2 separate regions of the Homo sapiens genome follow, and region 2 is linked to region 1. A link is a loop called in an ENCODE intact Hi-C map of the cell type or tissue named here. Cell type or tissue: endothelial cell of umbilical vein. All regions are shown on one strand. Each heading gives the region's core, and the rest is flanking DNA. Links, peaks and the distances in the headings are about the cores only.

Region 1 (7,513 bases), core at 1-5,000:
CCAGGCTGGTCTTGAACTCCTGACCTCAGGTGATCTACCCACCTCAGCCTCCCAAAGTGCTGGGATTATAGGTGTGAGCCACCGTGCCCGGCCTATACTTCGCCATTTGTCTCTTAACACGGGTGCCCAAGAAGCTGCTGCTTGGGGGGCTGTATTCAATTAACACTTTTAATGTTAACAGGTGTGGACCATCAAGAGATTGTCTCTCCCTGGCTGCCGAATTCTCATTCTTAGAGAGGCAATTTGTTAATTGCTGAACCATCACCTGACATTTCTAGTGGGTCGGGAGAGAGCCCTCTGCTGCCCTGTTGATGCCTAACTACCTGTAACAATCTGATTATTGTAAGTTTTCCTGTATCCAGTATCACCTCCAATATTTATCAAGGAGTTGTGTGAAATACCACCTCACAACCAGATGAAGAATTTTATCACCACCTCCTCCAATTCCTCATGAGGGAGAAGTAGGAATTGCTCTGAGCCTAAGGTAGAAACCGTTCCTGAAATGTTGAAAACCGTCATTGTGAGTAGGTGAGTGGAGTGGTGGAGTAGTGAATCACCTGTACAATGGCACTGTCAAAAGACAAAATTACAACACATTTAGTTTAAAAATCTTAATTGGCTTATTTGGTATTCTAGAATTGAGCAACACTTCATCCCATGAAACAGAATAAGTGGCCCGGCGTGGTGGCTCACGCCTGTAATCCCAGCACTCTGAGAGGCCGAGGCGGGCAGATCACCTGAGGTCAGAAGTTCAAGACCAGCCTGGCCATGGTGAAACCCTGTCTGTACTAAAAATACAAAAAATTAGGTGGGTGTGGCAATGCGAACCTGTAATTCCAGCTACTCGGGAGGCTGAGGCGGGAGAATCGCTTGAACCCGGGAGGCGGAGGTTGCAGTGAGCCGAGATCGTGCCATTGCACTCCAGCCTGGGCAACGAGCGAAACTCGGTCTCAAAAACAAAAACAGAAAAACAGAATAAGTGTTTGGATGAGCCAGCCAAGGCGGGTTTTTTTTTTTTTTTTTAAGAAGGAGTCTCCCTCTGTCGCCCAGGCTGGAGAGCAGTGGCGCTATCTTGGCTCACTGCAACCTCCACCTCCTGGGTTCAAGCAATTCTGCCTCAGCCTCCCAAGTAGCTGGGATTACAGGTATGCGCCACCATGCCTGGCTAATTTTTTGTATTTTTAGTAGAGACGGGGGTTTCACCAGGATGGCCAGGCTGGTCTCGAACTCCTGATCTCGTGATCTGCCCACCTTGGCCTCCCAAAGTGCTGGGATTATAGGTGTGAGCCACTGCACCCGGCCCGCGGTTGGTTTTATGGACAGAAAAAGCTTGGGAAAAGCAGAAACAGAAAACTAAAAGTGGGTTGGTTGTTTCAAAGTTACTTTTTTCTTCTAAAGGTTAAAGCAGAGGGGGTGTCTTCTGGCCGGGCACGGTGGCTCACACTTGTAATCCCAGCACTTTGGGAGGCCGAGGCAGGTGGATTACCTGAGGTCAGGAGTTCAAGACCAGCCTGGCCAACATGGTGAAACCCCCGTCTCTACTAAAAATACAAGAATTAGCCGGGCGTGGTGACACACCCCTGTAATCCCAGTTACTTGGGAGGCTGAGGCAGGAGAAGTGCTTGAGCCCGGGAAGCAGAGGTTGCAGTGAGCCAAGATTGTGCCACTTCACTCCAGCCTGGCCGACAGAGTGAGACTCTGTCTCAAAAAAAAAAAAAAAAAAAAAAAGCAGAGGGGTCTTCCTTATGCTGGCCTGTTTGGTGATGTGGCACTTTTGCATGAGTAACTCCATCTTGGTGTGGTCTCTTGGAGCCTAGTGCTGGAGCTGAGTCCGAACCAATGGACTCCTATTATTTTATTTAATAACAGTTTCTTTTTTCTTTTTTTTTTTTTTTGAGACGGAATCTTGCTCTGTTGCTCAGGCTGGAGTGCAGTGGTGCGATCTCGGCTCACTGCAATCTTCACCTCCTGGGTTCAAGTGATTCTCCCGCCTCAGCCACCCGAGTAGCTGGGACTACAGGCGCGTGCCACCACGCCCGGCTAATTTTTGTATTTTTAGTAGAGACGGGGTTTCACCATGTTGGCCAGGCTGGTCTCAAACTCCTGACCTCAGGTGATCCGCCCGCCTCAGCCTCCTAAAGTGCTGGGATTATAGGCATGAGCCACCGCGCCCGGCCGATAACACAGTTTCATTGTGAAGACAGGCGGCTTGTAGTAGCAAAAATTGAAACCGAAAATGGCGACGTTACACATTCTCCAAATCCCTACTAATTTACATACCTATCAATTTCAGAGGCAATCTCGTGTAACCCTAAAGGAGGTTATCTCTGGAGAGCTTGGAGCAGCTCCAATTCAAGTTCAGAGATCCAGGGAGCCCAGAATGCACAGCGCCGCGGGGGTGCCTCCCGCCAGAAGGCGGCGCTGTGGGATCCCAGCCCGAGCCGTGTCCAGGCACAGGAAAGGCAGAGCGTTCTCAGCATGCCCTGCCTGTGCCCTGGGCAACGGCCGCCGCCGAGCGAGATCCCGGGGTCGCGCAGGGTGGGGCTGGGGCTGAAGGGCGCAGGCCCCGCGTACGGGGGCCGCCCCTGCTTTTCCTCCGCGAGACCAGAGCTTAGACTACGGCAGGACTAGTCCCTGGGGTTCCCCTTCGGGTGTCAGACCCTCTCTGGGCGGTCGCGGGAGGGCTCGGGCTCGCAGGATCTGCAGGTGTTGGGGCTGGGGCAGTGGGGAGTGGTCCGTGGGCCCAAGAGGACGAAGCGGAGTCGGGCGGTTCCGGCTGGGAGGAGGCGCCTCCCCGGGGCTGCCCTGACCTAGTAAAATCTGTGGGGAAGCCCTGGCCGGGGAGCCTTCCCCCAGCTCGCTCCCTGGGGCCTGGACAAAAGGCCGGGAAGGAAACGCAGCCCTGGGCTCTGCGGTCTTTGGAACAGAGACTGCGACTTTTCATCTTCGTTTCCCACCTAGTGTGGGGCCCCCGTGGGTGCTGTACAAATGCTGTGGAATCAAAGAATCAGTGGAGGAGTCCCGCACGCACCCATTGATTTTACTCAGTCCAGAGTTTCCGGAGAGTGCCTGCTTCCCTAAGCGCAGCTTGTGGGCGGAGACTCTGCTGGATGAGGTGCAGATTGGGAGAAAGAACAGGAAATTACGGGTGAGAAAAGAAAAGGATTCCCATAAAGGGCACATGTGAAAGTACAATGCTGAATTGCAATATTAGGCACTTCCATTTTCTTTTTATTTATTTATTTAAGACGGAGTCTCGCTCTGTCACCCAGGCTGGAGTGCAGTGGTGCCATGTCAGCCGACTGCAACCTCCGCCTCCCGGGTTCAAGCGATTCTCGTGCCTCAGCTTCCCAAGCAGCTGGGATTACAGGCGTGCGCCACCACGCCCGGCTAGTGTGTGTGTGTGTGTGTGTGTGTGTGTGTGTGTAGCTGGGATTACAGGCGTGCGCCACCCCCCCCCCCCCCCGGCGAGTGTGTGTGTGTGTGAGTGAGACGGAGTATCACTCAGTTGCCCAGGCTGGAGTGCAGTGGCGCGATCTCGGCTCACTGCAACCTCCGCCTCTCAGGTTCAAGTGATTCTCCTGCCTCAGCCTCCTGAGTTGCTGGGACTACAGGCACGCACCACCATGTCCGGCTAAGCTTTGTATTTTTAGTAGAGACTGAGTTTCACCATATTGGCCAGGCTGGTCTCGAACTCCTGACCACGTGCCCGCCTGCCTTGGCCTCCCAAAGTGCTGGGATTACAGGCGTGGTATTATTAATGTTAATGGTGTTGCGTCTCTGGGGTAGTGACTGCCTAGTCAAGCTTCTATTCTGTTTTCTAATTACTAGGAAACTAAAGGGCATTTTCCTTATTTGCTTTGTCACCTTCTAGGGAAAGTGATGTTTTGCTTTTCTGGTGCAAAATGTTTTGAAGAAGATAATTTCTCATAGCTGTATTGGAGCAAACTGTCACTTTAAATTTTATTTTGGTGAAATGGTACCAATTATGGCCGGGCGCGGTGGCTCACGCCTGTAATCCCAGCACTTTGGGAGGCCGAGGCAGGAGGATCACGAGGTCAGGAGATCGAGACCATCCTGGCTAACACGGTGAAACTCCGTCTCCACTAAAAAATACAAAAAAAAAAAAATTAGCCGGGCGTGGTGGTGGGCGCCTGTAGTCCCAGCTACTCGGGAGGCTGAGGCAAGAGAATGGCGTGAACCTGGGGGGCGGAGCTTGCAGTGAGCCGAGATAGCGCCACTGCACTCCAGCCTTGGGGGCAGAGGCAGACTCCGTCTCAAAAAAAAGAAAAACAAACAAACAAAAAAAAGAAATGGTACCAATTATGGAAGTCTGCAGATGTAACTATTTTTTGCTTATAAACACAGGTGTTTTTGGTGTTTTTAACATCTCAAAATGTTGAAGACAGTTCAATGTGTACTTTATCACGCAGTACTATAACATTATATGACTGTATAGTAGGCTAGGTGCTTACAGAACTATGTCCTATGGTAATTGCTCAAATGTTCATTTAATTGAATCAAATTATTTCAGATTGTGTTTCTCCAGTTACAAATAAGTGTCTGCAGAAGTTCCAATGATTGACTTCTCTATGAGTCTCCCCAAACTATTCCTGTAAAACAAGGGCCTATGTATTCAATATTCCACCTCTGTCAGGGTATAAATCTGCTTTGTTTGCAGCACTGGTTAACTTTTGAAAAGAGGAACAGCAAAATCATCACAAGTCTATTCCTGGAATTATGTCACTAAAGCCTAAGTCAATTCACATGATGAATATTCTGCCTTCTCAAGATTTGTGTCCTAACTCCTTCCCCAATATAACAAAGGTAGAAGGGCTTTTAAACATTACTGATGAGGACAGGTGTGAAGCCACCCTGAGACAAAAGGAAATGTGTTTGGGGTTCCAAGTGGCAATGACCTTTGACGACATGGCCATCTGTTTTTCAATACAGGAGTAGGAGAATCTGGATGGATATCAGAAGGAACTTTACAAGCAGGGGATGAGGAGTATCTGTGAAGCTCTGATCTCTCTAGGCAAGATGGGTTTTTGTTGAAAATTTGAGAGTAATTCATGAAATCAGAGACTAAGCAAGTCTCTGCAGGTTACCTGTTCTTTCTGTTGGCTGCTTGGTTGGCCTCTGGAGACAGCAACCTACTTATCAGTAGGATATCCTGAGAAAAATTATTTCCTTGATAATTATGCCTAGTTCATGTCTTCCAAGTATCCTATTTGCCTTATAATACCTTAATCAAATGCTTTATTGCCACCAATTTCTTAGGGTCTCTGCATTTTGGCTTTATTGTCTTAGAACGCAACCCACAAAACAGCCAGAAGTGTATGTGCCAGTTAAATCAATGCTCATCTTTCCAGAATTTTCATTCCTTTATTTAATTCAGGAGAAATCAATAAACACTTATTGCATACTTCCCATGTATCAGATTCTGGGGTAAGTAGAAAGATAAATAAAATATAGTCCCTACCTTCATGGGGCAAATAGCCCACTGAGAGAGACATATGGGCCGGGTGCAGTGGCTCACACTTGTGATCCCAGGACTTTGGGAGGCCAAGGCGGGCAGATCTCCTGAGGTCAGGAGTTTGAGACCAGCCTGGCCAACATAGTGAAACCCGGTCTCTACTAAAAATACAAAAATTAGCCACGCATGGTTGTGGGCGCCTGTAATCCCAGCTACTGGGGAGGCTAAGGCAGGAGAATTAATTGCTTGAATCCGGGAGGTGGAGGTTGCAGGGAGCTGAGATCATGCCCCTGCACTGCAGCCTGGGTGACAGAGTGAGACTCCATCTCAAAAAAAAAAAAAAAAAAAAAAGGCATATGTATTGCGTGAGGGCACTTTTGCTTGCAGATGACAGAAACTCAGCTCAAAGTACCTAAAGGAAAAATAAAAAGTAGCTTATAGGTTCATGTAATAGGAAGCCCAGTGGTCGGATTGTCTTCACAGCTGGCTGGGTGCAGGGGCTCACGCCGTGGTTCAGGGCACTTTTGTGCTCTTTCTTCTTAGTTTTGCTTCCCTCTGTGTTGACCTTATTTTCTCCAACTGCATAGGTTTCTTTCATATGCTGAGAATGATAGTTGCCAATGGCCCCAATTTCACTTCATGTTCCCAAAGGTGTTCTCCAGATAAGGCAGATTTACAATTGCCCTCAGCATTTTTTCTTTTTTCTTTTTTTTTGAGACAGAGTTTCACTCTTGTTGCCCAGGCTGGAGTGCAATGGCACAATCTCGGCTCACTGAAACTTCCGCCTCCTGGGTTCAAGCGATTCTCCTGCCTCAGCCTCTCGAGTAGCTGGGATTACAGGCGCGCGCACAAGGCCCAGCTAATTTTGTATTTTTAGTAGAGATGGGATTTCACCATATTGGCCAAGATGGTCTCGAACTCCTGACCTCCGATAATCATCCCACCTCGGCCTCCCGAAGTGCTGGGATTATAGGCCTGAGCCACCGTGCCTGGCCACGCTGTCAGCATTTTTAAAGGCTCAGAGAGGCCCTGCAACAAATAAACCTGTTAAACTTTGTTTAATCTGTCATTTCCCAAGTTTATTTCATCTGAGAACCGCCCCCCCCCCAACTTTTTTTGTTTTTTTTTTAACAGAGTTTCGCTCTTGTTGCCCAGGCTGGAGTACAATGGGGCGGTCTTGGCTCACTGCAGCTCTGGCCTCCCAGATTCAAGTGATTCTTGTGCCTCAGCCTCCGGAGTAGCTGGGATTACAGGCGCCTGCTACCATGCCCGGCTAATTTTTTTTTTTTTGGAGACGGAATTTCGCTCTTGTTGCCCAGGCTGGAGTGCAATGGCGCAAGGGGGCTTGGCTCACCGCAACCTCTGTCTCCCGGGTTCAAGCGATTCTCCTGCCTCAGCCTCCCAAGTAGCTGGGATTACAGGCATGTGCCACCACACCCCGCTAATTTTGTATTTTTTTAGTAGAGACGGGGTTTCTCCATGTTGGTCAGGCTGTTTTCGAACCCCTGACCTCAGGTGATCTGCCCGGCTCAGCCTCCCAATTCTGGAAAGATGAGCATTGATTACAGGCGTGAGCTATTGCGCCTGGCCTGTATTTTTTATTTTTTTTTAGTTTTTTAAGATGGAGTCTTGCTCTGTTGCCCAGGCCGGAGTGCAGTGGCGTGATCTAGGCTCACTGCAACCTCCGCCTCCCAGGTTCAAGCAATTCTCCTGCTTCAGCCTCCCAAGTAGCTGGGAAAATTAGCACACCGCCACGCCTGGCTAAGTTTTTGTATTTTTACTAGAGATGGGGTTTCACCAGATGCCCAGGCTGGTCGCGAACTCCTGAGCTCAGACAATGTGCCCCGCTTGGCCTCCAAAGTACTGGGATTACAGGCGTGAGCCACCGCTCCCGGCCTAATTTTTGTATTTTTAGTAGAGATGGGGTTTCACCATGTTGGTCAGGCTGTTCTCGAACTCCTGACCTCAGGTGATCTGCCTACCTCGGCTTCCCAAAGTGCTGGGATCACAGGCATGAGCCACCGCACCTGGCTGAGA
Region 2 (8,001 bases), core at 1,168-6,167, 560 kb after region 1:
ATCTCCTTTAAAATCAGGATCAAGATAGGGTATTCACGGCTGGGCATGGTGGCTCATGCCTGCAATCCCAGCACTTTGGGAGGCTGGGGTGGGCGGATCACTTGAGGTCAGGAGTTTGAGACCAGCCAACATGGTGAAACCCCGTCTCTACTAAAAATTCCAAATTAGCCGGGCATGGTGGCATGTGCCTGTAAGCCCAGTTACTTGGGAGGCTGAGGCAGGAGAATTGCTTGAACTCAGAAGGCAGAGGTTGCAGTGAGCTGAGATCGCACCACTGCATTCCAGCCTGGGCGACAGAGCGAAACTCAGTCTCAAAAAGAAAAAAAAGGGTATTTACATCATCACTGTACCGAGGGGCCTACCAAGCCCAGTAAAACAGAAAGATGAAATGAAACATGTAAGAGTCAAAAAGGAAGTAACAGAACTGTCATTATGAGCAATTGATATCATTGTCTAGGCAGAAAATTTAAGAATCTTTATAGGCTAATGTTTTGCATAGGGGAATTTAATGGGTTGTTTCAGAAAAATCTCTCCTTGTTTCTTCCTTCTGCCAACTTGATTCATAACCAGCTTGCAGGTGTAAGAGTGCCACTAGTCATAAAGCCTCACTAAAAAAAAGAAACTCCTAAAATAGGAAATTAAATGAAACAAAGATCACGACCTCATCCTTTGAAGCCCCTTAGCATCTCCATCAAAAATTTCATCTGCCTCCTTATCTCCCTCTAAGTAAGTGTGGACTAGTATTTAAGACACAAAATGATCTATTTAACTTTATGATTTTTAATATTAATTATTAGATGTGATGATATTCACTGTGTTTTGTTTTTTTTTTTGAGATGGAGTTTCACTCTTGTTGCCAGGCTGGAGTGCAATGGCGTGATCTCGGCTCACCACAATCTCCGCCTCCCAGGTTCAAGCGATTCTCCTGCCTCAGCCTCCCAAGTAGCTGGGATTACAGGCGTGCGTCACCACATCCGGCTAATTTTTTGTATTTTTAGTAGAGATGGGGTTTCTCCATGTTGGTCAGGCTGGTCTCGAACTCCCGACCTCAGGTGATCCGCCTGCCTCGGCCTCCCAAAGTGCTGGGGTTACAGGCGTGAGCCACCGCGCCAGGCCGATATTCACTATGATTTAGAAATTCACTTGTATGCAATTTTATCTGTATGACGGTCATACAAACTATTGTAGATTGATGTGCCTGAGAACTTAGCCTCCATTTATGGCATTGTTTCTTTGGGAAAACACATTTTGAGTGACAAACAGTCCTTTGGAATGCAGCCTATTTGTAGGTCAGAGACCTTGGTGAAGGCAGAAGTTAGAGTCCCAGTCTGTGTCTCTGTCTCTGAGACAGAGAATGTGACCTTATTTGGATACAGTTTTTGCAAATGCAATTCAATTAAGGTTCTCGAGATGAGATCATCCTGGATTATAAGGGTGGGTCTTCAATCCAATGACAATTATCATAGGAGACACAACGAGAAGAGACACAGAAGGTCATGTGAAGATGGAGGCAGAGATTAGAGTGATGCTGCCCAGGTCCAGGAATGCCTGGAGCCACCAGAAGCCAGAAGAGGCAAGGAAGTGCAGCCTCCCCTAGTAGCTTTGAAGGGGCTGTGGCCCTGCCAACATCCTGATTGCAGACTTCTGATCTCCAGAATTGTGAGAGAATGAATTTCTGTGGATTCAAGTCAGCACATTTGTGGTAATTTGTTTCTGCAGACCTGGGAAACGAAGACAGTGTATTCTGTGAGCTCCTCACGTAGGAAAAGTGAGTGCTGCCAACTTCCACAGCCTTGATTCTGTTACCAGAGCCTTGATAGACGGACGTGTGCCAGGTATTGAGCTAAGAGTTGCACATGTCTTCTCAATTGATCTGGATAGCAAACCTGTGTTCCACTTGGAAATACAGTAACTGGGGTTTTGAGAGATTCTACACTTGCATGCACAAAGACATATAAGCAATCATAGCTGGGCACAGTGGCTCACGCCTGTAATCCCAGCACTTCGGGAGGCTGAGGTGAGTGGATCACCGGAGGTCAGGAGTTCAAGACCAGCCTGGCCAACATTCTAAAAATACAAAAAGTAGCCAGGTGTGGTGACGGGCACCTGTAATCCCAGCTATTCAGGAAGCTGAGGCAGGACAATCGCTTGAACCCAGGAGGCAGAGGTTGCAGTGAGCCGAGATTGTACCACTGCACTCCAGCCTGGGCAACAGAGCGAGACTCCGTCTCAAAAAAAAAAAAAAAAAAGACACACAGGTAATCATACTAACTACTACGGCTCACTGAATGTCTACTGTGGGCCAGATGTTGTGCTAAACTCTTTTAAAGTATGCTTATCTAAGTCTGCAGCAACTGTCTGAGGTAGTGCTATTCATTCATTCCTGGCACAGATATTTATACGTGCCTGCTGTATGCTGGCCCTGTCCTGGATGCTGGGCCACAGCAGTGAACCAGATGGAGGGTAAGCCCTCCCTCATGGCACTTGCATTTTTGTATGCTGAAATGTTCAATAAACAAACAAATGAATCAAAATTATGTCTGGTGGCATTAAGAGCTATTGAGAAAAACAAATCAGGGAAGGAAGAAAGATAAAATGTAGGAGTCATGGCTTGAAGACCGAGAGTGGTGAGAACTGTCTCTATTTCACAGACGAAGAGTCTGAGACTCTGAGAGGTGAAGTGACTTTCCCAAAGTGACACAGATGTAACAGCTATAAAGAATGATCTGACAACTGTTGAATGTGGGAGGTGCTTTAAAGTCATTATTCCCAACCATTACTGTAACTCTGCCAAGTGAATGATATATGCATATTATATATATTTTATACTTACATATATTTCAGCTTCACTGACGTATAATTGACGAATAACAATTTTATATATTCTAAAGTGTACAATGTGATGATTTGATAGATATTGTAAAATGATTACAATCAAATTAGCATATTTATCACCTCACGTAGTTACCATATATACATTTCATCAAATAGGTTATAAATATAGGCGAGGACCCTGCGGCTCAGAAAGGTGAAGTGACCTGGCCAAACCCAGGTGACTTGCCCAAACCCAGGTTTCCATGCACATGCCCCTTCTACCACCATAAACCAATGCCTGCCGGCTGCCGCCTCATGGCAAAAACCTGACCCGAGGATGAGCCGGGTGCTGTAGGTTCCCAGGTGGTCAATTTCTATGACAGAGCCTGTCAGTTGCAACTGTAGAAATATCAGAAGGCTCCCTCTCTCCTATCCAAAGAGATTGATAGTTAAGGCTCAGCTGGAAGCACAGAGATAACCTATTTCCTTTTCTCTATAAATCCTCCCAGTCTTACTAATTTTTATTGATTGTTAGGGTGTAAGGGTTGGGAGTAGATGGGGGTTATATTTTTATCCTTTTTATTCCCTAAGCAATCAGTTACTATCACAAACAATTTCTTGATTACATTTGATGCTAGTATTTGATTTTGAACCTATTTTTAAAAATGTTCTGTTGATGGTAATTTATTTGTTCAATATTTTGTCTGTGCCTCAAACTGTGAGAATGTGCCATCTAGTGGCTTAATGCTGACATTACTTTTTCCTTGTAATTCAATGTTTGGTAGCGGAATTTCAGAATGTTTCTCTTTATTTAGAAACAATATTGTCAATCGGAGTTGTACAAAGAAGTAAACCTTTGATATTAAAAAATACAGTTTTGAACAGGAATTCTACATGCACAGGAAACTAGGTTGTAGAATTAACAATTGAAGAATAAATTTCCAGGTGTTATTGAGCCTCTACTGATGAAATTGCCCATGCTTTTCTGAAAATATTTACATAATGTGTGAGATTAAATGGAACAGAGAGATTAAATGGAAGAGTGAGATTAAATGGAACAGAGAGGAAGGTTGTCTTCATGTGCTGGTGGTCACAGGTCTTCGTGTGATACAGTGGGTTCCAGAGCTAGACCACCTGGACTTGGCCTTGGGCAGGTTATTAAAATCTCCGTGCCTCAGTTTCCTCATTTGTCACGGAAGTCTTGTGAGGATAAAGTGAGACAACAGAAGCAAAGTGTTCATTTTAGCACAAAGCCTGACACACCTCAAATGCCAGTATAGGTTTCCTCTTAGGATTCTGTCCCCATATAGTGCCTACTGTTTTCTCTGTCTATTGTCTCTGATGCTAATTCTATGTTCTATAGTGACGTCAACTATGAGGCCTCGGCTCTTGAAGGGCCCCGTGGAGGTGCTGGGCCTGGGTGCTGTCCGCTGGCTCACGTAGGCAGGTCTATTGCTCCACTGAAGGTGCTCCTGGCATCTAGAATATTGGGAGTCAGAATACTGGGAGTACGTCGTAGCATCTGATATAGCCAGAGCCTGTGATGGGTTACAGCCTCCAAGGTAGATATGTTGAACTCTGACCAACATTTCTGTGTCACATTCTGTCATATTGGGCCTAAGTGGTGCTACTTTATGTTTCTACTGTCTTGCTAATGAGCTACCAGAACCTGGAAAAGGCAAGGAGGATCTTCCCCAAGAAGCTTTGAAAGGAGCATGGCTCTGCCAACACCTTGATTTCAGACCTCTGGCCTCCTGAACTCTGAGAGAACAAATTTCTGTTGTTTTAAGCCACCCAGTTTGTGCTAATTTGTTACGACAGTGCTAGGAAATTGATACAGGAGGTTACTAGGGTTAAACAAATTACTTTGTAGAGGGTCCTTAAAACTGTTCTTTGCACAAATTAGAAACAGGCATATGTCAGCTGTTACTTCTTTGGGGGCAATGTAGCATAGCGGGTAACTGCATGGGCAGTTGTCACTGACAGACCAGGCTCTGCTGGAGCCTGCGGAGACCTGGCTCTGTAACTTACCAGTTGTGTGACTTTGGGGGAAGTTCTGCAACTTCTGAAGGTCACGGTTTCCTTAAGAATAAAACAGGGTAATAATAGTTGCTGTCTCCTAGGTTAATTGTAAAGATAGAGATAAAAAATGCAAGCACTTCACACACACTTGGCATTAGAATGTGAGCCCCTGATGTGGTTGGGTCAAGCACGTGCAACTGGCCTGTCCCCTTTCAGGATGGCTCACTCCCTGAGGCCACCTGGGTTCCTTATGTAATAAGGCCCTCTAGCTCCCATCCTATGGGTCCTCAAAACAAGCATGAATCCTGGGTGAGCACAGTTCAGACCAAAACCAGGAACCTCATGGTATTGTTATAGGAGTTATTAAGAAATTATTTTAGGCGGTTAGAGAGGAAAAGGGGTCCTTGGAAAATTTCTGTCTTTTTTTTTTTTTTTTTTTTTTTTTGAGACGGAGTCTAGCACTGTCCCCTGGGCTAGAATGCAATCTCAGCTCACTGCAACCTCCTCCGCCTCCTGGGTTCAAGCGATTCTCCTGCCTCAGCCTCCCGAGTAGCTGGAATTACAGGCCCCTGCCAGTAAACATGGGGTTTCACTGTGTTAGCCAGGATGGTCTCGATCTCCTGATCTCATGATCCGCCTGCCTCGGCCTCCCAAAGTGCTGGAATTACAGGCATGAGCCACCGCGTCTGTCTCTTTTAAAGTAGCTCCAGAAAAGTTTCTTGTCTAGCAGGAAAGCCCCGGCTCTTAGAGCCTGGCTAGCAACCTTTGATATGCAAATGCAAGCCATTAGAAACTGGGTCCATCCTAACATGGGGATTCCCCCCTTGTCCTCTTTCCCTGCCCCTCCATATGTGTCTGGCAGCATGGCCGCCCCCACATATCCCCACGTGTGTAGAACATCATGGCACCCTGCATTTGCATATTAAAAGATTAGGGTGAGAAGGCCGGTTTTTTTGCGGCCACGTGAATGACATGCCTGGTCAAACCAATCCTCTGAGTCCTGTGCAAATCAGACACCGCCTCCAGCCTCCTCACAGAACTGGTTGGTATCCGCGGCACTCAAGATAGTGTTTCCTATCTTGGCTTTGGAGCCCCCTCCCTCTGTCTGTGTAGGGGGAGCTGCTTCTTTCTTCTCTCTTCTGTCTTGCCTGTTAAACTCTCCATTCCTTAAAACCACTCCACGTGTGTCTGTGTCGTTTTATCTAAACCGGTGCAAGGACCAAGAACCCTGGTGTTCCTCCACTTATCTGAGCCGTGTCAGTGTAAACAAAGTGCATTTGCGTTTAAGAATTATAGGTCATTAAAAAGTTTCAGGTGTTACCATCCACATTGCAGATTGCTCCGGGAAATGCTTTGCTGGGAGCCGGGCGGGGGAACTGAGTTGTAGCCCCAGCTCCGCAACTAACCTGCTGCCTGGCATCAGGGCTCACTCATGTCACCTGTGAAATGATGCCGTTGGACAAGATCCCCTCTGAGATCTCTTTACACTCGAATATCCCCAGCTCTAGGAGGACGCAAAGGTTCCAGCTTTCAAGCCAGGACTCTAAAGTTGGTGCTGAAGGCAATCTCGGCTGCCTTCAAATCTTTTCTGTGTCCAAACTCCAGGTAGCAGCTGGCAACAAACTTGCTAATTATCTACCTGTGTATTTAACGATGCTTGTTGAGTTGCAGCCTTGAGGTTGCTCCAAGTAGCAGACCAGGCAAGTCCACGAAGGAATGATTCTGTTGTGAACAAGAACAAGATCTCTTTGAATGTCGTCCCCAGTGGCTCGCCTGGAGGCAGGTGAGAACCAGGTGCCCTCTGGGTTTCAAGAAATAAAACGTGAGTTGAACACATGGAGGAGGCATTGTAGGGGGTGGCTCAAGCATCAGCCCCCATGCTCTGGGGTGTAGTAGAATGAGTTAAAATATTTGTCGGGGGCTTTTAGTGCTGGCTCTGCTCCTGTGCTAGTTTGGGAAGTAACTTATCTTTGAGCCTCAGCTCCTCATGTGTTTAATGGAACTCAAATGCCCTCCTATATTGGGTAGGATTATTTTGGCTTCATGAAACAGAAAAACTGACTCAAACTGGTTAACAAAGAAACGTAGTCTGTCCTGTAGGCGAGATTTCATATAGCAGTGACCTCACATCCAACCATGACAGTCTCCACAGTTGTCTTTCATTGCATCTTTCTTAGGATCCAGGTATCCTAAGAGGTACCCTAAGAGGTATCCGAGTGGTATAAGGAATCTTTTTCAGCAGAGTTTTCCTGGAGGAGAAGGGATTTGAGTAATCAGCATTCACTTCTGGGCAGGGAGTGGAGTCTGTGTCCACTGCTGCTCTCAGCTGTGTAGAGTTGTGGACAAATGGCCAGAAATCCGGGGAGAAGGCGGACTGATGTGGGATGGGCTGCCTGACAGTGTGGAGCTGAGAATTAGATGATGGATGTGAACAATTTTCCCTGTGAATTTTAAAGCATCGGGTATTTCTTTTTCATGACAGGAGTTTGGATTAGATTATATCTAATGTTCCTTCTAACTCTGTATTTTTATGAATTTTCAAATAAGAGCCATTTTCACTGGTCTGATGATTTTTATAGCTGGTTCAGGAATGCTGTTGGATAACAGAATGCTGGCTAGTCACTTGCTTGGGGCACCAATACAGCAGCAGTAAAAATAACAATAACGAAAACCACCATTACCACCATCAAAAAACCCATTCACAACCCAGATGAGAAACTTCTAGGGGAAAGCCTTTAAAACAATTTTGGCATTCCTGTGTGCTGTGTGTCATTTTGCAAAACAATATTTTTTTGTGGCTTAGTCTTATTTTTATTTTAAATCCATATAGGGGTATCATGATGTTTTCATGCTCAGGGGTGTTGATCCATACCTTTTCAAAACTGGAAAATGTTACAGCTATTTATCAATGAAATGAGAGGTTTTTAAAATTTACTTTTTCTATATAATAATCATGTAATTTTTGGCCAGGCACTGTGGCTCATGCCTGTAATCCCAGCACTTTGGGAGGCTGAGGCGGGTGGATCACCTGAGGTCAGGAGTTCAAGACCAGCCTAGCCAATGTGGTGAAACCCCGTCTCTACTAAAAATAGAAAACTTAGTTGAGTATGGTGGTGGGTGCCTGTTATCCCAGCTACTCAGGAAGCTGAGGCGGGAGAGTCGCTT

The links. A loop is a pair of places that touch in the nucleus more often than their neighbours do. Peaks named below come from ENCODE experiments on the same cell type or tissue, not always from the same donor. Only the 100,000 strongest peaks of a DNase experiment are listed, where the experiment ranks them.
Region 2: a loop joins it to region 1, with 27 times the contacts of the local background. A loop is called at or near these places in 9 of 110 quality-filtered maps.

Annotation. Positions count from the first base shown.
Region 1 is chr7:149,060,876-149,068,388 of GRCh38, reverse strand. No RefSeq gene overlaps it. Among named protein-coding and RNA genes, the nearest start is that of ZNF786, 26 kb to the left of the region's middle. RefSeq lists a silencer at 2,483-2,712 and an enhancer at 2,202-3,084. In endothelial cell of umbilical vein, for the core only: a CTCF peak has its summit at 2,398 (motif pointing right); DNase peaks (open chromatin) are centred at 2,428 and 3,108; H3K4me3 peaks cover 1,125 bases; H3K27ac peaks cover 975 bases.
Region 2 is chr7:148,499,636-148,507,636 of GRCh38, reverse strand. No RefSeq gene overlaps it. Among named protein-coding and RNA genes, the nearest start is that of C7orf33, 87 kb to the left of the region's middle. RefSeq lists a silencer at 5,291-5,340 and enhancers at 5,506-5,800, 5,220-5,922. In endothelial cell of umbilical vein, for the core only: a CTCF peak has its summit at 3,557 (motif pointing left); no DNase peak of the experiment used is centred there.